Linked DNA regions of Homo sapiens: regions 2 and 3 are each linked to region 1. A link is a loop called in an ENCODE intact Hi-C map of the cell type or tissue named here. Cell type or tissue: dorsolateral prefrontal cortex. All regions are shown on one strand.

Region 1 (8,000 bases):
AACCTGACCTGGGCCAGGTGTGTTGGCTCACTCTTGTAATCTCAACACCTTGGGAGGCTGAGGCAGGAGCATTGTTTGAGCCCAGGAGTTTGAGACCCACCTGGGCGACATAGTGAGAAACCATCTCTACAAAAAATTAAGAAATTAGCCGGGCATTGTGGTGTGTGCCTGTAGTCCCAGCTACTCGGGAAGCTGAGGCAGGAGGATCGCTGGAGCCCAGCAGCAGTTCAAGACCAGCCTGGGCAATACAGCAAGACCCTGTCTCTAAAAGCAAAAACCAAAAAACAAAAAAACAGGAGTTATATTTGAAAAGAGCTGTATGTGGAGCACAATGATTATATTTACAAATATAGGATCATTTCTGAACCCCCAGAGACCATCAGAATAGTTTCAGAATTGACCCCTACCTAGTGGCAGCTAATAGCAGCAATGCTTCAGATGAAATAAAAAACATATTTAAAAAACGATCTCTTTGGAAAGCTTCTCTTCACATCTACTCTGACTTGATCCCCTTCCCGCTACCTTCTCCCCTCATGGAACCCCAGGAATTCGAAGGCAAAAATTACATGTGTTGGATTAAAACTCCCACCTCGGTCTCCAGCTGGCCTGTTTGCTCCCCAGCTGGTAAGAGTCAGTCCTCAGAGTGCAAGTGCTGATTACTGGTGGAAAGACTTTGTCCATCTGGTCAGTGGTTAAATGAGGAAGATCAGAAGGGAAGTAAGAATTGGCTATAAGCCAGACCTCTGGTTTCAAAGAGGGCCCTGATGCGGCAGCCCATAGTGGGGTTCAAGTCTTTATGAGAACACACTCCCCCACCCTGGCCCCCAATCCCACTGCCTGGTTTAGGAGATGAGAGAGGAGAGTGGGTTGGTAAGAAACCAAAAGGCAATTCAAGACAGGGCAGTATGGAACCACTCATAACAACGGGGTCGTCTTACAAGGCAACAGGAAATAGCTACAAAAAAAGACCAAAATCGTAGCCTACTTCGGCTTTGCTTTAGTTGTTCTTTGGAACAGAAACATATGAAATTGGTAAGGAAGCAGCAAGCCTTTTTAAAAATTTTTCTTCTCTCTCTCTCCCTTATTCCTTTTGACCTTTTCGAAAGCCTAGTGAGAAAGGGCCTGCTTCATAAAAATGCCTCCTCAGGATTTTCTGTGCGGTCACCTTCTAGAGTGAAATCTGCCATCTGGAAGGGTGAAAACCCAGCTATCTAGGCAGGTTCCATAATTCCAATTGAGCCCTACAGTGGTCCAAAACTGTCTAAGAGCTTTATTGCTTTGTTCACCACTGTCTCCGCAGGGCCTAGAACAGTGCCTGGCACACGGTGAGACCGTGGTATATAAATATCTGCTGAGTTAAGAAATGTCTTAACTGTTCAGAACCCAGACACAGCTAACACTGAAATACATTCACAAATGATTTTTTTTTTTTCTACACAGGGTCTCACTCTGTCACCCAGGCTGGAGTACAGTGGCACAACCATGACTCACTGCAGTCTTGACTTCCCCAACTTGAGTGATTCTTCCACGTCAGCCTCCCGAATAGCTGGGACTATAGGCAAGTGCCACCACACCTGGCTAATTTTTTGTACAGATGGAGATCTCACTATGTTGCCCAGGCTTGTCTTCAACCCCCAGGCTCAAGTAGTCCTCCTGCCTTGGCTTCCCAAAGTGCTGGGATTACAGCTGTGAGCCATTGCGTCTGGCTCACAAATGATTTAAACAGACAGAGCACAATCCAAAGCGAGGATTTTCCAGGCAACTCCCAAGCCCTGGCCCAGAAAAACTCACACATAAAAAACACTCTTTCCACCCAGAGAACAAGGTGTGTTATTAAACTCCTCATCAGATGAGATATTCTGGAGGAACTGGAGAGCGGGAGAAGGATGTATCTAGGACGTTCTTACTTTGGGATCTATTGAGTGGATGGAGTTTTATATTTCACCCTAATGATGTCAACCCTAGCTGAACAGGGCCCCTTTATATCATCTCTGGGTGTTGACTGAATATGAGCTATTGACACTCCCGTTCAGAGAATGGCCTAGACTGACACAGATGTCTCCAAATGGAGTCAGCTGTGATTTTCCCTCAAGTTCTTTCAAGACAGTGCCTACCCTCCCAATGTGCAATCACTGGAGACTTCTTTTTTAAGTGTCAATAAATGATTCTCCTAGCTTCTAGCAAACACTTACTACATGTCACACGAGTATGGAGTGCTTCACATGTGTAGTGACTTCTTTCATGTTGCTAACAACCCTACCAGGGAGAGTCATTGTTTAGATTTTTCTCTCTCTCTTTTTTTTTTTTTTTTTTTTGAGACAGGGTCTTGCTCTGTTGCCCAGGCTGGAGTACAGTGGCATGAACATGACTCACTGCAGCCTCGACCTGCTGGGCTCAAGCAGTCCTCCCACCTCAGCCTCCTGAATAGCTGGGACCACAGGCATGTGCCACCACACCTGGCTAACTTTTTCTATTTTTTTGTAGAGATGGGGTCTTGCTGTATCGCCCAGGCTGGTCTCGAACTCCTGGACTCAAGCAATTTTTTCCCACGTTGGCCTCTTGAAGTGATGGGGTTATGGGCATGAGATTTCTGTTTAGATTTCATAGATGACCAAACTGAAGTGCACAGAGGTTAAGTGGTGCCTGGTCATACAGTGATAAAGTTGGGTAGAATCTCAGGTTCCATCAGTCGTACCAAAGTAGGACTCCTGTACATCTCTTGCAGGTTCACTGGAAGTGGAGAAGGAAAAAGACAATGAGGGAGGGAGAAAAGCAGGCAGTGTAAAAGAAGCAAAGGAGGAAAGGAAAATGAAATGAGGGAAGAGGGGAGGAATGACAAAGAAGAGGAGAATTCAGTTTGCCAAAGCTGAAATTGAGTAATTGAGTAACATGCCTTAAGAGAAATGCTAACAAAGATAACAGCTGCTGACTGTGTGCCTGATAACTATCCCAAATCCTTTCATTTATATACAAAGGGCCTTTTATGGCCGGGCGTGGTGGCTCATGCCTGTAATCCCAGCACTTTGGGAGGCTGAGGTGGGCAGATCACCTGAGGTCAGGAATTTGAGACCAGCCTGGCCAATATGGTGAAACCCCCTCTCTACTAAAAATACAAAAAAATTAGCTCGGCATGGTAGCGCATGCTGTAATCCCAGCTACTTGGGAGGCTGAGGCAGAATTGCTTGAACCCAGTGGGTGGAGGTTGCAGTGAGCTGAGGTCGCACCACTGCACTCCAGCCTGGGCGACACAGCGAGACTCTGTCTCAAAAAAACAAAACAAAAACCCAACTCTCTCTCTCTCTCTCTGTGTATATATATATATATATATATATATATATATATATATATATATATGCGTTTTAAATGAATTTTCATAAGAACTCTGTAAGGTGGATTCCATTACTAGCTTCATTTTATGGATGAGAAAATTGAGGCTCAGAAAAGGTACATGGCTGACCCACCTTACAAGGTCATAGGGCCAGGAAGAGGCAGAGTAGGATGTAAACCTAGGTGTTCTGACTCCAGAATCCATGCTCTTAAGGGCTATATTACTTCAGTACAAAGTATTTCCTATCTCATACATCCTATATATTAAATCACATGTAGTTTAGGCACTTAATGTATCACCTTGATTGCGAAGCCTAACACTGCTCTGAAAAGCTTGATCCAGACTCACCAAACCAGAGTTGGCTGGTTCAGGCCACTGTCTCGAAGCAAGGCCAGAAGAAGAGAAAGGTTTTACAATCACCATCCCTTGGCTACTTCCTGGCCCCACACTGATGAAATATGGGCAGCTGCTAAAAATGGTGTCTATGTTTGCTATTGATCTTCCTTGGGCAGTCAGGATGGAATTAATCTCCACCTGTTGGGATGCTTCCATGGCTGTGTCATGCATATGTGAACACTCAGGGTACAGGATGATATTTGTCAGTTATGTGGCCTCCTGGACCTGACTCCATATTACTCTGGGCTTAAGATGTAGCCTAGCACACATGTAATTAATTCAGTGTGGAAAAGCTCTGGATTATGTGTTCATTCATTCACTTAACCAATATGTGCTGAGCACTCTCTAAGTGCAAGCACTGTTCTTGGCACTATTATATACCAGCCAATAAGACTGAAAGGGCATTATCTCTGGAGCTTGTCCTACAGTTCTCAACTTCATTGGTATTTGCAGCCAGATAACTCATTATTGCGGAGCATAGTCCTGGGCACTATAGGGTGCTAAACAGCATCCCTGACCTCTACCCACTAGATGTCAGTAGATCCTCCCCCATATGTCTCCAGACCTTGCCAAATGTCCCCTGGGACGCAAAATCACCTCTTTTGAGAACAACTGCTTTAGAGGTGAGGAGAAAAAAAGAAACTAGTAACAATTAAACAAATATGATATTTTCAGATAATAAGGGCTCTGAAGTAGATAAACTGGCAATGGAATTGAGTTCTAAGCATGTGCAAAACTCACTTCTCTTTACCCAGGAAGCACGAGAAATGAGGAAATTGATGGAGAAGGCCGGATGTGGTGGTTCCCTCCTGTAACCCTAATGTTTTGGAAGGCTGAGGCGGGGGGGGATTGCTTGAGCCCAGGAGTCTGAGATCAGCCTGAGCAACAGGGTAAGACCCTGTCTCTACAAAAAATTAGCCAGGCGTGTACCTGTAGTCCTATGTACTTGAGAGGCTGAGGCAGGAAGATCACTTGAGCCCAGGTGTTTCGAGTTGCAGTGAGCCATAACTGTGCCACTGTACTCCAGCCTGGGCAACAGTGAGATACTGTCTAAAAAAAAAAAAAGAAAGAAAGAAAGAAAGAAAGAAAGAAAGAAAGAAAGAAAAGAAATTAATTGATGGAGAGAACTTATATTGGACCACTGCTCTTGGTCAAGTGGCTCCCAGTAGAGACTGGAGGGCTGATGGTGTTTTCTAAACATTTAACTGCATGCTCCTTTCTGCCTTACAGAGGTTGGGAGAAAGTAAACAAGAAAGGCTGGCCAGTCAATGGACGGCCATTGCTGCAGCTCTAATGCCAACCTGGCAGGCAATTCCAGCCAGCTTCGGGCAGACATTCCCTGGGGAGGGCATTCTCATAAATGACAATCCCTTATCAGATTCTAGCCTGATCTGATAAGTCTGGTGAAAAGAAAAGCCAGGTTTTAAAGGAAGAAAGAAAAATAAAGAAGCAAAGCAACTTATTAAGCCTGGAGCTGAAGGCCATCAGGAGACACCAGCCTAGTGTCAATGAGAAGCACACAGGATTTAGAGTCACGAGGTTTGAGTTTGTGTCCCAGCCCTGCTATTTACCTAAGAGAATATCATGGTATCTCTCTAAATCTCAGTTTCTGCCCCTATGAAATGGAAAGGATAAAAAATCAGTCTCATTTGGGTTTGCCTCTTGTATTAAGGCAGGTTGAACTGATTATAAACTCTACCTTAAAGCACAGATGATAATTGTATCATCAGTAATACACCATTTATTGAGTATAGGTTAGGTGTTAGAGTCTGTGCTAAGTGCTTGACATGTATTACCAGTTTATCCTTACCCTAGTGCCGTGAGTACTATTATTAGTGGAAATAATGTCTAAGCTATTGAGTACTATCCTGTTCTCCAGAAATGGTTATTTTAATTTGCTTAAGTGCGTACTTCTCTCAAGAAAAAAGTTTTCCTAGATTATTATTATTTGAGACAAGGTCTCTCTCTCTATCACCCAGGCTGGAGTGGACCATAGCTCACTGTAGCTTCAGCCTCCTGGGCTCACGCAATCCTCCCACCACAGCCTCCCAAGTAAATGGAACTACAGGTGCACACCATCATGCCTGGCTAATCAATTTTTTTTTTTTTTTTTTGTAGAGATAAGGTCTCACTATGTTGCCTAGGCTAGTCTTGAACTCCTGGGCTCAAGTGATCCTCCCGCCTCGGCCTCCCATAGTGCTGGGATTATAGGCATAAGCCACCATGCCCAGCCTCTTCTACATTATTAAGACACTAAGCTGTCATGTTTAAGTTGACAATCAACCCGCCAGTTAAACCCTGGAGAGACCCAAAAACCTAATAGCTGGGGATTCATTCAATCTGATTTTTTCTAGTGATAATCAACAGACTAACTTACAACCACCATTTTTAGCTGTCCATATGTCCAAATCTGGGGAAGGAAGGTGGTAAACTCTAACACCTTATCTGATTGTGACCAGATCATTCCTTTGTTCTCATCTCCATAAAATGCAAGTTAATATGTGTTCATGGCTTTGCCTATGCCATCTGCTTTTACATACATTTTCCCCATTGAGCTCTCAAACCTACCTGTGAAGCAGATAGTTTCCATAATCTGAGATTCCACGAAGTTGAGAATGACTTGTCTGAGGTCCCACAGTTTATAAGGGGCTAGGCCAAGCTCAAAAAGGTGCTCAACAAACAACATGAGAGGGAAAAATCAGGGTATATATCTACATGGAAGAAACTTCAGTGAAAAGCAAGATTCTCTTTATATTCTGACTGTGCTTTTCCAATTAGAAACTCATGTTAGGCACCAAGAAGAGACTGTCAAATGTTTATTTTCAGAAAAACATGCAGGATATTTCTGCTGTTCCTCTCCAGAAAGAAACAGCCTCGTTGCTTAAAACCAGTTGTTAGGCTGTATTTTTAGACGTCATGGTACAGTATCAATGAGTCAAAAATAAAAAAACAAAAAAATGGGAGGGCACAGATACTGTAAACAGGAAAAGTCACAAAAATGGAACTAAGAAAAGCTGAGAGCACAGCCTGTGGGTTGGGGGTGGGGGGATTTTCATTTTCATCTGCAGTTCAGGTTAACCAGAAATGAAAGTTCTCCAGTTGCCTTGTAGAAAATGGAAATTTTGGCTTCAGTGAGTATGCAAGCAGCAGACACCCTGTGGTTTGGAAACTTTTTGCTTTGCCAACTGTCAGTTTTCTCTTTTCCCGTGAAAAACAACCTGTAGGAAGGAGTAAAAAAGTACTGCGTCTTTCAAAGACTTAAAAGTCTCAAGTGTAACTTGTGTGAAGAGATATTGAAAATAAACTGCAGTACTTGTAATTTAAAGATATTCTAGGTATTGCCTATTCACGGTATAATACATTTGGAAATCCTGGGCTCAATGGAAGCCACTCACAAAGCAAACAAATCACATACATCGTCCTGAGAACCTAAGAATTAGCAAAAATTAATTAGAAAATCAGAATCAACTTTACATTAATTATGGAGTACATGCTTACTCTCAGGGTTTTCATGTTTCAATTTTTCGTCAACCCTGTTAGAATGTCTCTGATTTATGCTTTTCCAAGTCTCTTTATTTTTTGTGACTCATGTATAGGTAGAGGCTGAAATAAGTCCTCCTTAGGGAGTTTATAATTAAAACAAACGGATTGTATTAGGTCCAGAGTCCTAGCCTATCTCTGATTTGTTGGTAGAAACATCATATTTGGGTAAGGGTTTTAGAAAAGCATCACCAAATTGTAAAAACAGAAAAGTCAAACTCATTTGGGACATATAGAAAAATTCTTAATCTTAACATCCAGGACTTGTTTCACTGTCACAGAAGAAATATTTCCTCTCAACTTACAGGCTTATATTATTTAGTCATGAAGCTTCCTTGTCACCTAATGCAGGCTGTGTTTTTAAATGGGATTCAGACTCTTTTTGAAGCCAATGTGGGATTCAACGATTAAAACAAAACAACAAAACTGGAAGCCACAGGTCAGGAGAACATAGAAATATGAAAAAGGAGTTAAGAAAAAAAAGATTTATTGGCAAGCACCAGGGAACATAACTGGGAGGAAAGATCTTTTGAGAGACAGAATGGTGGTGGAGAGCTGGCTCTTGGCCACTCACGAAAGCCCACTGTCCCATTTTCAAGCTGGTTGTTAGGTACAACTAATATGAACTTACAATGAAATAAATCGCATTAAAAGCAAAGGTAATAAAACTCTTCACTTTCCAATTGTTTTACTACATTTACTATGACCTTTGCTCTTGTGGTTATTGAATCTGCAT
Region 2 (8,000 bases), 350 kb after region 1:
AATAAATATAGAATAGTACAAGGTTTCATTCTGATTTTTTTTTACTTTAGTTTTTCTCATTTACTGGAAGTTGGCACTTCTACTGATACAGCATCATCTTAATGATTCTGTAGTAGACAGCAGCCCAGCAGGGGATGCCTCATAAAGGAGTTGTAGGACTGGATTTTATGCCTGCACTGCACAGGTTTAAATCCTAGTTCTGCCACTTTCCAGCTACATAACGATGGAAAAATTACATATGTACCTCAGTTGTTTGTTGTATTTTTATTTTGTTTTTTTAAATCTGTAAGATGGGGCAAATAATAGTATGCACCTTAGAGGTTTTAATGTTTGTAAAGTACCTAGAATAATGCTTGGCACAAAGTTAATCCTATGTAAGTGTTTCAAAAATAATCCTAGAAGTCATTCTCTGTAGAGTTGAATCTACCTTACTTGGAACCAACTTATTATCATAACACTGAGTAACCTAATGTTCAATTCTTTAACCGTTTGATGAAGTAATAAAGAATAATTTCAGTACATTTTAAATTATTTATTTTAACCAGTTCATGGAGATGTTTACTTTCTAACTAAAGATTATGAAACTCCTCTCACTCCAGTGACCTTAACTTCTCATCTGTGCCTTTCACTAGCATTTCCCAAGATATGTTCTAAGGAACACTGGTTCTGCCTGTCAATACAGGCAATAACTGAAAAACGAAGAGGGGCTTCCAGGTTACATTTCGGAAATTCTTGATTAAACGGGTTATAATGGGGTATATTTTGTGCAGGCCTTTAACATGCAAGTCTGCATTGACAACTTCCAGCAAAGGGCATATTATGAAGTTGTCCCATCTTTTCTTTTCTCAGCACACTAGGGACTTGTGTTCTACCCAATATACTTTGGGGAACACTACTTGATACTTTGAACAACAATTTCAGTAGTACAATGCTTTGTTAATGGAGGGCTCATGTTATTCAAATTCCTGGTAATCTCAGACTCAGGCAAAAAAGTTTTTGGTTCACTTGTTTCTATAATTGTTTCTGGAATATCTTTCCCAATGGTTTCTTCTTCAGAATATAATGAATTTTCTATTTGTCTTGTGGCCTCTGGGCCTTCCTACCTGAGGATTGTGCAACATGGGTTCATAGTCAAGTAGCAAGAGGTACAGATGAGGGTGAGGTGAAACTGCAAGAGCCCCAAGGCGTTTTCTGAAAATTGTTACATGCGTTAGTTTTCTATGCTGTATAACAAATTACCAATTTAGCCACTTAAAACAACATGCTTTGTCTGGGGGCAGTGGTTCATGCCTGTAATCCCAGCACTTTGGGAGGCCGAGATGGGCTGATCATGAGGTCAGGAGTTTGAGACCATCCTGGCCAACATGGAAACCCCCATCTCTAATAAAAATACAAAAATTAGCTGGGTGTGGTAGCAGATGCCTGTAATCCCAGCTACCTGGGAGGCTGAGGTAGGAGAATTGCTTGAACCCAGGGGGCGGAGGTTGCAGTGAGTGGAGATTGCACCACGGCACTCCAGTGCCCACAAACAAAAAAACCCACCATGCTTTATTATCTCAGTTTCTGTGTGTCATAATCTGAGCATGGCTTAACTGGTTTGGAGTTAAGCAATGGAGGGGTTGGCTGGGGCTGAGGTGTCATCAGAGGCTCAAGTGGGAAAGAAATGGCTTCCAAGCTGTGAAGGTTGTTGGCAGTACTCATTATTACTCAGCTGTAAAAATTATGGCAGTGTCCTTCTTCAAAGGACAAGCTCTCCCCATTTTACTAGGACAGATTCTTATGTAATAAAACATTATCACAAAGTTGACATCTCATTACTGTTGCCATATTTATTGGTTAGAAACAAGTCACACATCCTGGATTTGCTAAAGGAGAGGAAATTATATAAGGTATGGAGCATTGGGAGTCACTGTGAGGCGTGTCTGTCACTGTACATTTTCTAAAATCCTGAATGGGACATTGTTTTCTTTGGCAGAGCTAATGGTTGCATTCCAGTTAATCCAGTTATTTCTTTAGTCATTTGTATCAACAGATACATTCTAGTTTTGTTTTTTTTTAAACGTGCCCTCTTTCTGAATCTATCGTATCTCTTTGACTAGATTTTAAAACTAAAAGGTAAGGATAACATCTCTGTGTATTCTTCATAGCTACTAGTGTGGATCTCAAAGTAGGCTTTTACTAAATGGTTGTTGCACACATGAATGAAGCTTTTGGCCTATGTTAGTTCACCCCTTCCAAGCTGAGTGATCTCTGGCAAATTGTTTAATTATTGTAAATCTCAGTTTCTTTAACTATAAAATGGGAATAATCATACTCCATGAAGAAATCTTGTAAAAGAGTAATTTGAACACTGTCACTCCTCTGTCCTCTGCTTTAAATCTTCAATGTCTCCCCATGCACTTGTAGTTGGTTCAGATTCCTCAATTTTGGCCTCTAGGCCCTACATGATCTGGCCTCTGCCCCTCTCTCTAACCCCATCTCCTGTCACTGTCACCCACTCAATAGGGTGGGCCACAGAGAACCCCTTAACTTGCCTAATTATCCCCAGTTCCTTCCTGCCTTGGTGCCTTTGCATTTGCTGTTCCTCAGCCTAGAATGTTCTTCTCCCAGATCATATCACCAATTTCTCATTCTTTTTTTTTTTTTTTGAAACAAGTTCTTGCTCTGTCGTCCAGGCTGGAGTGCAATTGCTAGATCATGGCTCACTGTACCCTTGACCTCCCTGGGTCAAGTGATCCTCCCAAGTAGCTGGGACCACAGGCATGCGCCACCATGTCCAGCTAATTTTTGGTAGAGTCTGGGTTTTGCCCTGTTGCCCAGGCTGGTCTCGAACTCCTAGGCTCAAGCAATCTGCCTGCCTTCACCTCCCAAAGTGCTGGGATTACACCACATCTGGCCATTTCTCTTTCGCATTATCATTCAGGATTCACCTCAGAAGTCAACAACTCTAAAAGGCTCAGCCAGACCACCTCCATTTGCCTGTGCAATTCATTACCCTTCTTTATTTTCTTTATAACAATGATCACTTCTGAAACTTGTACTATTTGTATATATGTTTCTTGTGTGCCTGTCCTTGCCAGAATGCAAGCTTCATAGAGGCAAGGACTTGGCTTCCTTTCCACTGGATCCTCAATTCCTAGCACAGGACCTGAGATATTTGTTAAATAAAATAGTGTTATTTTGTAATATATATGTAAATATATGTATATATTATGTATAAAAGCACAGTTCATGAGACATAATTTAAAATAGACAGACATATAAACAGAAGGTGGTATGAAAAATAAGTAGGAATAGTTTTATATTCAGGATAAGTAAAACTGGGGTTCTAGCCAGAACTGGTAAACTCTAAATTTCTTCTTCTAACCACTTGAATATTTTTTTCGTTGATCAGTACTCGGTTATCAGGAAAGGAAGATACCAGGCAAATAGATTGTAATTTAGTGCCTGGCACACATGAATAAAAGCAAAATCTAATGATATTGGAAATTCATGAGGCAAAAAGAAGTGATGAATCACCACCGTTCCATCCATAATTTTTTTTTTTTAAGAGATAGGGTCTCCCTATGGTGCCCACTGGTCTCGAACTATTGGCCTTAAGCAATCTGCCTGCTTTGGCCTACCGAAGTGCTTAGATTACAAGTGTGAGCCACCACACCCGGTCATTTTTTTTAATGATTTTTAGTGATGCAAATTCATTTCTATTACCTTAATCTATAATTATGATTGATTTATTGAAATAAACCCACTGGGATTTTTAGAAAAGCAATTCAAAATAATCATTTAATTTTGCTTTTCCAAAGGACTGAAACAATTAGTGTCAGCTGCAGTGTGCACTTATAAGAAGTGAAGAGTGCCTATATTTTTGCATATATTTGCTATGGCTTTTGAAAACAACTTTTGGGAAGATGGATGAGGGGAAGGAAGGTAGAAACTAGCAAAACTCTTTGTCAGACATTGCCATCTGCTGGTATATTCCCAAAATGCAACCCTGGACTCATTTCTTGTCAAAAATATAATTTAGGTGTTCCAAATTCCTCTGTTATTCAAATTCATGTAAAATCTGGGATTCAGATTCAAATTATGTTTGAAAATTAATGTATTATAAGTAAAATTTCAAGGTATTAGAACAACTGAATGAACGGTTTCTCTATTGTGCTGAAAAAATTCCAATTCCAGATTTTTAAAAAATCCTCATTAAAAAAGATCATCGTTATCGTTTAATCGTCTGCATGGGAATAAAGCAGCAAATTAAAGAGCCTGGAGCTCTACCCTCTCTGCAGTTTACTAGATTAGGGCTAAATTAGCTTAATTTGCTTGGTCAAGTGCCCATCACAGCACTCTCCCTTCACTCCATGTGGAGCTAATAAGAACTGACAAGTCTAAAATATGAGACTTGCCTTTGCTCAGCACTAACCCAGAGCCTGATGCTGACCATAGCCTTTAGTGTGTCCTAGTCTGCATCTACTGCAGACATGGTCGGCAGCAGCACAGGACTTGGCTGGTGTTCAGGCCACAGAGAACTGTGAAGGGAGCTGACTGTTCCTGTGATGATGGGTCACAGCACAACAGCAAAGGGAGTTGACTGTTCCTGTGATGATGGGTCCACAGATGGGGAGGCAAAGCCGGGAATTGTACCTGATGGCCATGCTGGCTGCCCTTCTATGGGATAAGCCCCAGCCAAACGGGTTGGCGTGAATATTCTGGACTGGACTTTTCCCGATTTCAGATCTTCCCTGAGTTGGAAAGCAAATGCACTTTCCCCAGGGTTAATGGGGTTTTACTAACAGCTGTGATGATCTTCCTTAAAGTTAGCATCCTGCAGTCTTTACAAGAGCTTGCTTTCTATTTTAATTTAAGTGTGTGTGGGTTTCAATTGACTGTCACCGCTTGGGATGCCATAGGGTGTTCGATGGAGTCTACTTAAACAGATGTGAGTTCCAACATACCTAGCTCCTTATCAGTTAGGTGACCCCATGCAAGCTACTGATGGTGGTGACCCTGAGTTTTGTACTCAAGATTTAACTTCAAGTTCATATATAACCTCATGTGTGGACTTAGGAAGTTCATGAACACCCCCTTGAAAGTATATGGGTTGTGTATGAGTTTGTATCATGTGGTTATACACATTTTTGTTCCTAAGGCATCCCTAAGCTTTCATCAGATTTCTAAAGTGGCCTATAACTTCTCTCCATGCTCCCAAAAAGTTCAGACTTTCTGTGATTCTGCTATTAAATGATGATACTAATGGCATAGAATTCACAGGGGTTGTTGTGAGGATAATTTAAAGTGGGTAAAAAATCACAGGCAGTGTGCCTGATACCTGTAAATATTAGTTTAGATGAGGGTATCAGAGCAGAGGTCAAAACTATTACTAAACTTAAGAGCCACAGTAAGTGTAATTTGGACTTGCTGTGAATGAACTTATTGGGAATCACTTAATGACTAGCAGCACCCTTGTGACCCACTGCAGTGTAATTCCTTCAATTGGTCTGATGATGTTATTGGTATTATCCTCACTGGGCCTGATTTTCCTGAAGGGAACTGAGCTGTGTGACCTTCGATGAGTTCAGATTTTTACCAACAATCTTCGATTATCAAAAGCAGAAGAAAATGCTTCTGTGTGAAATCAAAGGCTTTCAGGTAAATATAAGGGTTTAGAGAGTACATCTTCTATTATGTACTTAGTGAGGAAATTAGATAATGTTAAGGTAGATGCTTGATAAACATTCATTCCCATTCACTATTTTTTTATTTTTTATTATTTATTTATTTTATTTTTTAACACAAGGTCTCATTCTGTTGCCCGGGCTAGAGTGCAGTGGCACAATCTCAGCTCACTGCACCCTCCACCTCCTGGGCTCAAGCAATCCTCCTGCCTCAGCCCCCCAAGTAGCTGGGACTACAGGTGTGAACCACTACACCCAGCTAATTTTTGTGTTTTTTGTAGAGACAGGGTTTCACCATGTTGCCCAGGATAGCCTTGAACTCATGAGCTCAAAAGCGATCTGCCCGCCTTGGCCTCCCAAAGTGCTGGGATTACAGTCATGAGCCACCATGCCTGGCCCTCATTCTCTATTTAGGAAAAATGGTTTCATAAGAGAAATCCAGCCCCTACTAAATTTATCAAGTTTTATTTGATGGCTAATGTTGAAAATTCTGTTTCATTACTCAGGGAAAGCAAGTATTAAGGAGTGAAAAAGGCATTGACTTGGAAATCCAAAACACCTGATTTTAAGTTTCATTTACTAGGGATGATCTTGAGATATGGTTTTGGAGAAGACTCCAATTCTTCATCTATGAAATGTGGATTTTAAATTCCACATTATTAAAAGAGTCACTGAAATAACCAAGCACGTGGGAATACTCAACAGATGGCAACTAGATATGTGAAGTAAGAGAGTTCCTGCCCTCACAGCACTCACAATCTTGAGAGAGGAGAAAGGAATATGTCAAATACTTGCCAGATTGTCCCCTCGAGAAACATGGGGCATTTATCAACCCATCCAGACCCCAGGGCCATTAACTCCTAGCAGGATGAGAGGTCCACACACAGTCAGGGAGACAGCACTGACACAGAAAGAAGGAGGAGGAGGTGCAAGCTTGGGGCAGGATGCTGCAAGCACAAAGCAAGGTTGAGGGCACAAAAGGTCCACTTCAGCTTCGGCTGAAGTCAGACGTGGGCTTAGGGGGTGGGAAGCAGGGCATGATAGGTTTCTGCTACATTGGGGTGGGCATATTTCGTAAAGAGTGGCCACAGATGGATTCCTGAAGGAGGAGATCTTTTCTTTTCCTGTTTTTTTGTTTGTTTGTTTGTTTTTTGAGACAGGATCTCATTATGTTGCTCAGGCTAGCCTTGAACTCCTGACCTCAAGTGATGCTCCTGCCTTAGCCTCCCAAGGAGCTGGGATTATAGGCCTGCACCACCTTTAAACAGTGATCTGGGTGCTAAGAAGGGACCACTTTTGTAAGACGCATGCAAAAGAGTTCCACGCAGAGGAAACAGCAAAAGGAAAGTGCAAAAAGCCATGAGGCAGAAACAGATGTTGAATTTAAGATGCAGTGGGAGAGCAGGAGAGTGGAAGAAGACCAGGCCCTCAGCGCTTGCTCCTCCCTCTGTCTGAAAATCTCCTCCCATATCCCCATGGCTGTTCCTTGTGCTCACGGAGTCTTCACCTGACCGCCTTATATAAAACTGCTCACCTTACGCCGGCCCCCACCACTCTACTTCCCTACTGTGGATAGCAGGTTGAATGTGGTCCCCCAAAAGATATGTCTGCATCTTAATCCCTGGAACTTGTAGATGTAATCTTCTTTTGGGAAAAAAAAAGTTTTTGCAGATTAAGCTAAGGATCTCAAAATTAAATCATCTTGGATTAATGAGATGGACCCTTAGTCCCATGACAAGTATCCTTACCAGAGACACAGAGAGAAGAGGAGAAAGCAATGTGAAGGTGAAGCAGAGATTGGCGTTATGTGGCCAGAAACCAAGAAACAGCTGGAGCCACCAGAAGCTGGAAAAGGCAAGGAAGGAGGGTGCATGGCCCTGATGACTCCTTAATTCAGACTTCTTGCCTGCAGAACTGTGAGAGAATACATTTCTGTTGCTGTAATCCACCCAGTTTGTGGTCATTCATTACAGCAGCCACAGGACACTAATACGCCCTGCCCAACCATGTGACGTATTTGTGTCTTTGATTATTTTCTGGGTCCTCCCACTATATAATGAGCTTTACTGGGGCAGGGACTTTGTCTTGGTTGCTGCTTTGTCCCCAGACAAGTGTTGCCATTTTCTACCAATTCTGTCTTTTGAAGTTGCCCTCTTAAATAGCAAAGCCAAACCCAATACCTTCTCCTGCCTTCATTAACAGAAAGAATAGCTGTGCTTCTACTTTTTGGATAGAGCTAGGCTCAGAGTGAAATCATATATCAGGAAGGAAAACAGAAAACACACTAGGTATTTTAATAGAGGAGATTTAGTATAGGGTATTAGTACACAG
Region 3 (8,000 bases), 220 kb after region 1:
TATCAAGCATCTAGCAACAGAAAATTGTTATCTTACCACTTCTCTCTGACTGCCCACGGCACATATTTGGCAGAAGAGGAGAAAAAAAAATCTTACTGACTTAGAAATAAATGAATTATCCTCCAAAAGTCTTCCATCTAAAACAAATAACAACTACATTGAAAAAGGGAGAGATATGTAAGTAAAGGAAGATACATGTAAGACCTGCTGATGAGCTGAGTACATTACTTATCTATAGGCTGATGACAGTCATTTCAGTGAGCCTCAGCACTCCCGAACATATAAAAATAGTGCATTCATGATAAGATCAGATCTCTGGGGCAGATTTAAAGGGAGAGATAGAGCGAGAGATCACTTGCAGTATAAGCCTCAAACCTTCACTTATGTGTGTAAGATAACTATGAAGATTTCCTGCTAGAAAATTACTGCAGGCTGGATAAGGCAGGGTGTTTTTAACTGTTTTCCATGTACCCTATTTGTATTGTAAGTTAGCCAAAACTTTCTTTTTGTCTGCTCAAAGCATGCAGAGTCTTGATTAAATCTGTGGAATCAAACGGAGAACTAGGATTCTCAGGCTTGCTGAAACTAGAGGCCAGCGACAATAAACATTACTGAGAAAACTTCAGCTGATTTGACACTTGGGAGTGGCTGTGAAGTTAACTCCTCCCACACTTTTCTAGATTAGGCTCAAATGCAACCATCTGCCTGTTTGAAAAGCCCATTCACTTTTCTGCCACTAAGATAGAAATTTATTAATTTCAAAACAAAGTGAAGTTTAATACAGGAAAACAGGATCGTGATCACCATGATCACTTGCAGGGGAAAAATCTTCTGAGAACTTTCCCATGGATAATGAAAACTAAACCTCAAAATACGGTATTTAGGTAATTTTTTCATGTTCCAGCACCATATTGTTTAAATGCATTACACCTGCATTTCTGAATTTAAGCAAATAAAATGGTTGATTAATATTACTTGCAGATGTCACAAAGAAGTGATTAAACTTCTACCATTCAGTAAGTCCTTGGAGTTGCCTAAATTTTTCTCAACCTTTTAGGAAATGTAAGCACTGTTCAAAAAAGGTGTGTTCAAACAGTGTGTGTGTGTGTGTGTGCGTGTTACTTTTTATTACAACATTTTCAGATTACAAAAAGGAAGAATTGGCCGGGCCCTGTGGCTCACGCCTGTAATCCCAGCACTTTGGGAGGCTGAGGCGAGTGGTGGATGGTTTGAAGTCAGGAATTCAAGACCAGCCCGACCAACATGGTGAAACCCGGTCTCTACTAAAAATACAAAAATTAGCCGGGCTTGGTGGCACATGCCTGTAATCCCAGCTACAAGGGAGGTTGAGGGAAGAGAATCGCATGGGCCTGGGAGGCAGAGGTTGCGGTGAGCCGCGATCGCGCCACTGCACTCCACTCTGGGTGACAGAGTTCGAAGGAAAAAAAAAGGAAGAATTGTAGAAACACCAATACATCCACCACCTGTCTTGTGACACTTAATTTAGAGACAAAAATATATACAGAGTGCTTACTGAGTGTCAATCTCTCTTAAATATCATCTTTTTAAATTTATTAAAAATATATAGGCCGGGTGCCGCGGCTCACCCCTGTAATCCCAGCACTTTGGGAGGCCGAGGCGGGCGGATCACAAGGCCAGGAGATGGCGACCAGCCTGGCTAACGCTGTGAAGCCCCGTCTCTATTAAAAATACAAAAAATTAGCCAGGCGTGGTGGCATGCGCCTGTAATCCCAGCTACTCGGGAGGCTGAGGCAGGAGACTCGCTTGAACTCGGGAGGCAGAGGTTGCAGTGAGCCGAGATCGGCCACTGCATTCTAGCCTGGGCGACAGAGTGAGACTCTGTCTCTAAAAAAAAAAAAAAAAAAAAAAAATATATATATATATATATATATATACACACACACACACACACACACACACACACACGGCAGTTATTGTTATTGTTATTATTTTCTTCATACTCATTACCACCACCACTGCAGCACATCCCTTTCGGAGGCACTGTCTTGTTAAGAGCCTGGCATCTGAAATTAGATCTTACATAAACCACAGATTACTGGTGGGACTTCCGGTAAGTTACTTAACCTCTCTCAAGGGCTAGGTTTACCACTTCATGGATTATGGATGATGCCCCAAAAGTGCCTACCAGGATGCCTGGCACACAGTAAGCTCTCTAAACCACCACTCTTCACAGCATGTGTATGACATATGAAAGTGCGTCTTGATGAGGTTAAGTAAGGCGAAGCTGCTTTTCTTCCCCTCTAGACATTTGATTTGGAAACCCCACAGATCCATTCCCTTTAGGACGGGAAACAGCACGTCGGGGATCGCGCTATAATCTTGTACACATCTTTCGAGTTGGCTAGTAAATTTCTGGGGCGACATTACCTAATCTTCAAGGATCAACCAGCTTCCCGGAAAGACTGCTGCCATCAGCACCCTAAGGTCTTTCTTCCCGAAAGGCCCAGCCTCTAGTCGCAGCCGTCTGGGTACCAGCAAACACACCAAATCAGTTCGCGAAGTTCAGAGGACTTGGCTCTGGTATGTTTACAAGTCCTAACAGATCGCAGGAATGTTCAGGATAATTATTACCCCACCCAGGAGCGCCCAGCCCAACCCTCTCACATCTGGAAGGAAGCGGCCACACAAAGGAGAGCGAGAGAGAGAGAGAGACCTCCTCCTGCGGCTGCTTTCTCAGGCGGGAGAAGATTTAATACACGTCTCACCCCTTTTGTGAACAAGAGCAGGCACTGTTCAGTATCCTTCAAAGCACAGGACATCCAATGCAAGGGAAGAGTTTGTCCTCTATTCCAAACGAAATGGCATTTCTCAAAGTAGGAGCTAAAGATTATATTTATTTTTTCCTCCCCAGATGAAAATGAAAAGTGAAATACTCCACAAAATAAGAAGCTATTCACATGCACACTGCCTCTCCAACATAGGAGCGGCTAGGATCTGAAACACCTATTTGAAAAGGGCAGCCAAACGAAACCCTTAGTGTCCTCTGCTAACTCCAGGGATTTCCCCCCCCTCTTTTCGCTGCCTTTTAGAAGTATCTCTGGGGGCCAGATCTGGGCTTCATCAGCTTTTCTCCCGACCTCCCACGAACGCGCGGCAACCGAAGCACGCGGTCCCCGGCGGCGCGTTTGCAAACCCCACCAACGCCAACGCCTCGAAACCGCCAAACTTCCTGTCTCCATACCACCAAAGCGACCAAAGCGCCGTGCCAAGTGCCCCAGGGACTCCAGCGGAGGCTGCACTAGACCTCGAGCCCCAGGGCGGGGTTTTCCGCTCTCCCAAACTCCTGGGACCCGCACCTCCGCTGGGGGTCTCCAAACGTGCGCGCTGCGCCCGGGGCGCACCGGGCGCGCCCGTGGCCGCGTCTTGCGGCCTCGCCCTGGCAGCACGCTTGGGGAGCCCGGGGCGGTCGCCCACCTACCTGCTCCGCCACCTCCTCCCTGCGGCGCTCCGGGGCTGTAGACGGCTACTTTATTGTCTCGGCTGCGCACCGCGCGGGACCTGGGGACCCGGCTCTGCGCCAGTCCTGCAAGTCCACTCTGCGCTGTGCCTTCCCCGGCGGCGGCTGCCTTCCTCTTCTTCCTCTTCCTCTCTGTCCAAGCTCCAGCTCAGCACGTGAGCTACGCAGCCCGACTCCCGGGCTCTCTGGGCAGCCAGCGCCTGCCGCATCCCCCGGCCCGGGTCTGCAGGTCGCCCCCGCCACCGCCGCTCGCCGTGCGTCCTCGCTTTGCTCCACACTTACAGCTGTGCCCCGGGCCGCCTTTCTCGCGTCCTTCCGTCCTGCCTGCCTCCTCTCGCTGTCAGCCGGGGCTTTCGGCTCCCTCTCTCCCCAGCAGCCCCCGCCCGCCGCCTCTCCGGGGGCTGGGGCGGCCGCTGCCAATGAGGCTCGGCTGATGCGCTGTTCCGGCCCAGTCATTGTATCGGGAGGGAAGGAAGGGGAGGGGGAGAGGGAGGAAGGGAGGGGGCGCCCTCGGCCCCCGCCGCACGGGGCTGCGGGCTGGGCTAGCCTTCCCCGGCAGAGAAAGGGCGCCGGTGCCAGGAGGCGCGGAGCGGTGCCTGCCAGGAGGAGGGGAAAGAGGGGGTCACCAGCCCGCGCCTCTCCATCGCTCCCTCCGACTCCTCCAAGCTCTGGGCGGAACTTGATTCTGCCTCACCGGCTTCAGGCATCCCAGGACCTGAGTGCTGTTAGAATAAAGGGTATGAGGCACCGGTGGCAGAGGGAGGCGCAGAATGCACCCAGCCACCCAAGAGGGGCTGGCGAAATGACTCCTGAGATCCCTGCAAATCTGAAACCATTGCACTTGAAGACAGAAAGAAAAAAAAAAAAAGGCGAGTCTATCCCATATCAGGCATTTATCCCTAAGAACAATTTTTGTTTTATTATGCGTTCTTTACATGAAACTCGGGAGGCTCAGAGAGGTTAGCTCAAAATAGCTGATGAGTGACAGGGCAGAGATTCCAACTTGATCTGGTGCTGAGTGTAACACAGCAAATGGGAGAGGAAGGAGAGGAAAGGAGGATTCTTCATGAACGACTTCCTATTGAGAGTTTTTATATTCTCTTCAAATGAGCTGACAAGGAGAGAACCAAAGGTGATCCGACAGGGCTGGGAGAAAATATTTCCCAAACAGCCTTAAATGTATGTCCCGTGACCAGACTTCACTTCTCCATACACCGTGAATTAATTTTTCTCTACACACTATGAATTAATTTATTTTAAAAAGCAAATCCATTTTTAAAAATAATTGTCTCACAACTACACAATCACATAGCTTTGGATTTTTGTTGAAAATTAAATTGATTTATCCAATATCAATATTTTAAAGACTCCACAGTTTCTGTGACCGTGGTTTTGGCCTTTCTTCCTCCTTCTCCTCCAACTTCCCCTACCCGTCTTTCTCCCCCTTCCTCCCTTCCTTTTTGACAGGTCACCAGCCTAGAAAAAGAATGGGGGCACGGGGCATCTTGATTTCACAGGCCCTGGTGTAGCTGCTACTGACATGAGGGAGCAAGTAGCAAGCAAGATCTGAAGTAGTAAAGGTTCAAGATAGCATGTTGCGGAATATTGTATGTGTGCAGAATGAGGTTTAATTACATTTGCTTCTGATGTTGAATGGATTGTTTGCTTTTAATTAAATAGAATATATTGAATGAATAGCTAACATTTATTGAGTGGTAATTACACGCCCGGCCTCCCCACCCTGTCCCCAAGACTTGAGCTAAATAAGCACTTCTCTTGGCATCATCTTATTGCGTTCTCCTGGGAGAATGGGAGTGGACTGAAAGCCCCCTGTGGCCAGGGTCTATGTTCGCCTTGTTCAGCATCAGGCACATAGCAATGGCTATTCAGTGTCAGTTGAGTTAAGGGAGCCCTGTTTTACTAAGGAGGAACCTGAGGCTCTGAGAGGTTAGTTGACCTGCCTGATAGTATGAAACTAGAAAGTGGCAGTGCCTATCTATAAATGCAGGTCTGGTAACTCGCTACCCGTTGCACAATACAATCTATTCAACAGGTATTGGAGCATAAGGACCCCAGGTAGGGGAGTGATGCAATGAATAATGGTTTGCCCAGTGCTCACAAATGCCACAATTTCTCCAGAGAGAAAATAAATACATGTAGCATAGTCATTAGAAAACACTACAGAGTGTAGGGCAAAATGGAACAATGCAGGTAAAATGCCCAGCTTAAGGCTGGGCATCTAAGAAGTGTGTGGCATTTATTATGTTTGGGGAAAAAACTGGATACAGACTATTACATGAAAATGCAATGTAAGAGATGTCAGAAAGGTTTATCTTTATTGGTGAGAGTAGTCCAGAAGAATTTCCTTGAAGATGTGGGATATTTACTGGATTTTCTTGGAGCAAAGGGGCTTTGGCTTAAAAATGGGGGCTCCAGGTTTGTTCTATGTGGGTTTGAAGCCCAGCTTTTCAAAATACTCAGCCTTTCTAGGCTTCATTTTCTTTTTCTGTTAAACAGGGTTAATAATAATGCATTACTTACAGGGGTATTGTAAGGATTAAATTAGTTAATATGTGGAAAGCATTTGGAATAGTGCCTCATGCATGATAAATGCTTAATAAATACTAGCTATTATTATTAAAGGACAGAGGCTGATTTCTTTCCAAATTCCATCTTCTGAAAAATAAATATTTATAGAATAAATATTTATAGAATAAATATTTATAGAATAAATATTTATGGAATATTTATGGAAAACAGCAAAATTAAAACCACAACACAATTGAACCTGCAAAAACTTTTTTTCCTTTATTTTATCCTAATATAGAATTATCAACCTGGCTGCATATTAGAGTTCTGGGGATGTTTTTTCTTTATTTGTTTGTTTGTTTTCAATACTGGAAACAATTATATTAGAATCTCTGGGGGTGGAGTTTGGGCATCAGGATTTTCTTAAAGCTTTGTAGGTGAAATCATTATACAGTAGGGATTGGAATCACCGAAATGTCCATAGGATGTCCGTAGGAACTACCTGAAACCTACTCATGGACTACGTATTTGGATTCTGTATTATAGACTTGGCTGCAGGAACCACATCCAGAGGGAAAACAACACATCCTTTACTTTTTGTGTGACTAGTAAATACCTAACTCTAGGATAGGTACTATGCCAAAACAAACAAACAAACACACAAAAAACTGCAACAAACAAGATAAAGGAAATGAGGTTTGTCATTCAGAAGCTCATAATTTAGTTGTTGTGATGAGACAAATATACATGGACAAAGTGACAGCAAGGAGGATGAAGAGGAAACAATTCTGTCTTGAAATATATAATTTCCAGGTGAAAAATCAGGGCCCACACACTGCTGTATATATAATAAAATAGTTTTGATGCAAGAGGGTGTTAGAAATTCCCCAGACCCCCATTTCAAGCCCTCAGTCTTATACAGTATGAAGGAGTGTGACATGAGATTCAGCTATTGAATTAATAAGAACATGTATCATAAATATTTTATTTTCTAAATTTAAAGTTATTTTTATATTTATTTATTTATATATCTGTACTAAGTATAGATATATGCTTATTGGAGAAGTTGTTTTTTTTTTTTTGTTTTTTAAGATGGGGTCTCACTCTGTCACCCAGGCTGGAGTGCAGTGGCGCCATCTCAGCTCACTGCAGCCTCTACCTTCCAGGTTCAAGCAATTCTCTCACCTCAGCCTCCCCAGCAGCTGGGATTACAGGGGTGTGCCACCTTGCCCAGCTAATTTTTGCATTTTTAGTACAGACAGGGTTTCACCATGTTGGCCAGACTGGTCTCGAACTCCTGATCTCAGGTGATCCTCCCACCTTGTCCTCCTAAAGTGCTGGGATTACAGGCATGAGCCACTGCACCCAGCCGAGAAGTTTTTGACAATATAAGAAATACATAAAGTAGAAATGAAAAATTATTTGCAAGTTCACTACTCTGAATAAGCATCTTTGACATACATAGTCCAGACTTTTAAAAATGTACATGCAAACACAAAACATACAAGTCATCTATTATATTGATATGCCATAATTTATTCACCCAAGCCAATTAGTTATCTTTGATTTTTATTTTTCTTTTATGTACAATTTTAAAACCAAGGTTAAAAGGAGGTCATATCATTCCTACAGCACTATCATTTTCTTCAGAGTGTTTCTGCCTTTCAAAGATTTCCTGCTGGTTATTCAAATATGGGATAAGAGCATATATACCGCTTGCATATTTTATAGCTAAAGGCTTGTGAGTGGGCAGACGTTCATTAATTTGTAACAAGAACCCGTGCTCATGTTCATTAAGTGTTTTGCACATGTGGTCTCATTTTATTAGTGACCCTGTGAAGTAATCACCCTTTTTCACTCCATTCTACACATGAGAAAATTAACCCAGACAGGTGAAATGACTTGCTCATGGTCCTATAACTAGCAAGTCAGTAGCTACAATTTGATCCCAGGTCTCTTTGACCCAGCGGGA

Evidence for each region. Peaks named below come from ENCODE experiments on the same cell type or tissue, not always from the same donor. Only the 100,000 strongest peaks of a DNase experiment are listed, where the experiment ranks them.
Region 2: a loop joins it to region 1, with 3 times the contacts of the local background. A loop is called at or near these places in 40 of 110 quality-filtered maps.
Region 3: a loop joins it to region 1, with 2.8 times the contacts of the local background. A loop is called at or near these places in 4 of 110 quality-filtered maps.

What each region holds. Positions count from the first base shown.
Region 1 is chr3:69,320,300-69,328,299 of GRCh38, forward strand. The region is part of intron 1 of FRMD4B (FERM domain containing 4B); the gene reads right to left. Among named protein-coding and RNA genes, the nearest start is that of FRMD4B, 62 kb to the right of the region's middle. RefSeq lists an enhancer at 609-658. In dorsolateral prefrontal cortex, CTCF peaks have their summits at 4,262 (motif pointing right) and 4,461; no DNase peak of the experiment used is centred here; H3K4me3 peaks cover 799 bases; H3K27ac peaks cover 8,000 bases.
Region 2 is chr3:69,667,323-69,675,322 of GRCh38, forward strand. No RefSeq gene overlaps it. Among named protein-coding and RNA genes, the nearest start is that of MITF, 68 kb to the right of the region's middle. In dorsolateral prefrontal cortex, CTCF peaks have their summits at 3,965 (motif pointing left) and 4,165; no DNase peak of the experiment used is centred here.
Region 3 is chr3:69,538,746-69,546,745 of GRCh38, forward strand. It overlaps a transcript of FRMD4B not described here. Among named protein-coding and RNA genes, the nearest start is that of FRMD4B, 160 kb to the left of the region's middle. In dorsolateral prefrontal cortex, no CTCF peak of the experiment used is centred here; DNase peaks (open chromatin) are centred at 3,224 and 3,966; H3K4me3 peaks cover 4,567 bases; H3K27ac peaks cover 3,257 bases; H3K27me3 peaks cover 3,117 bases.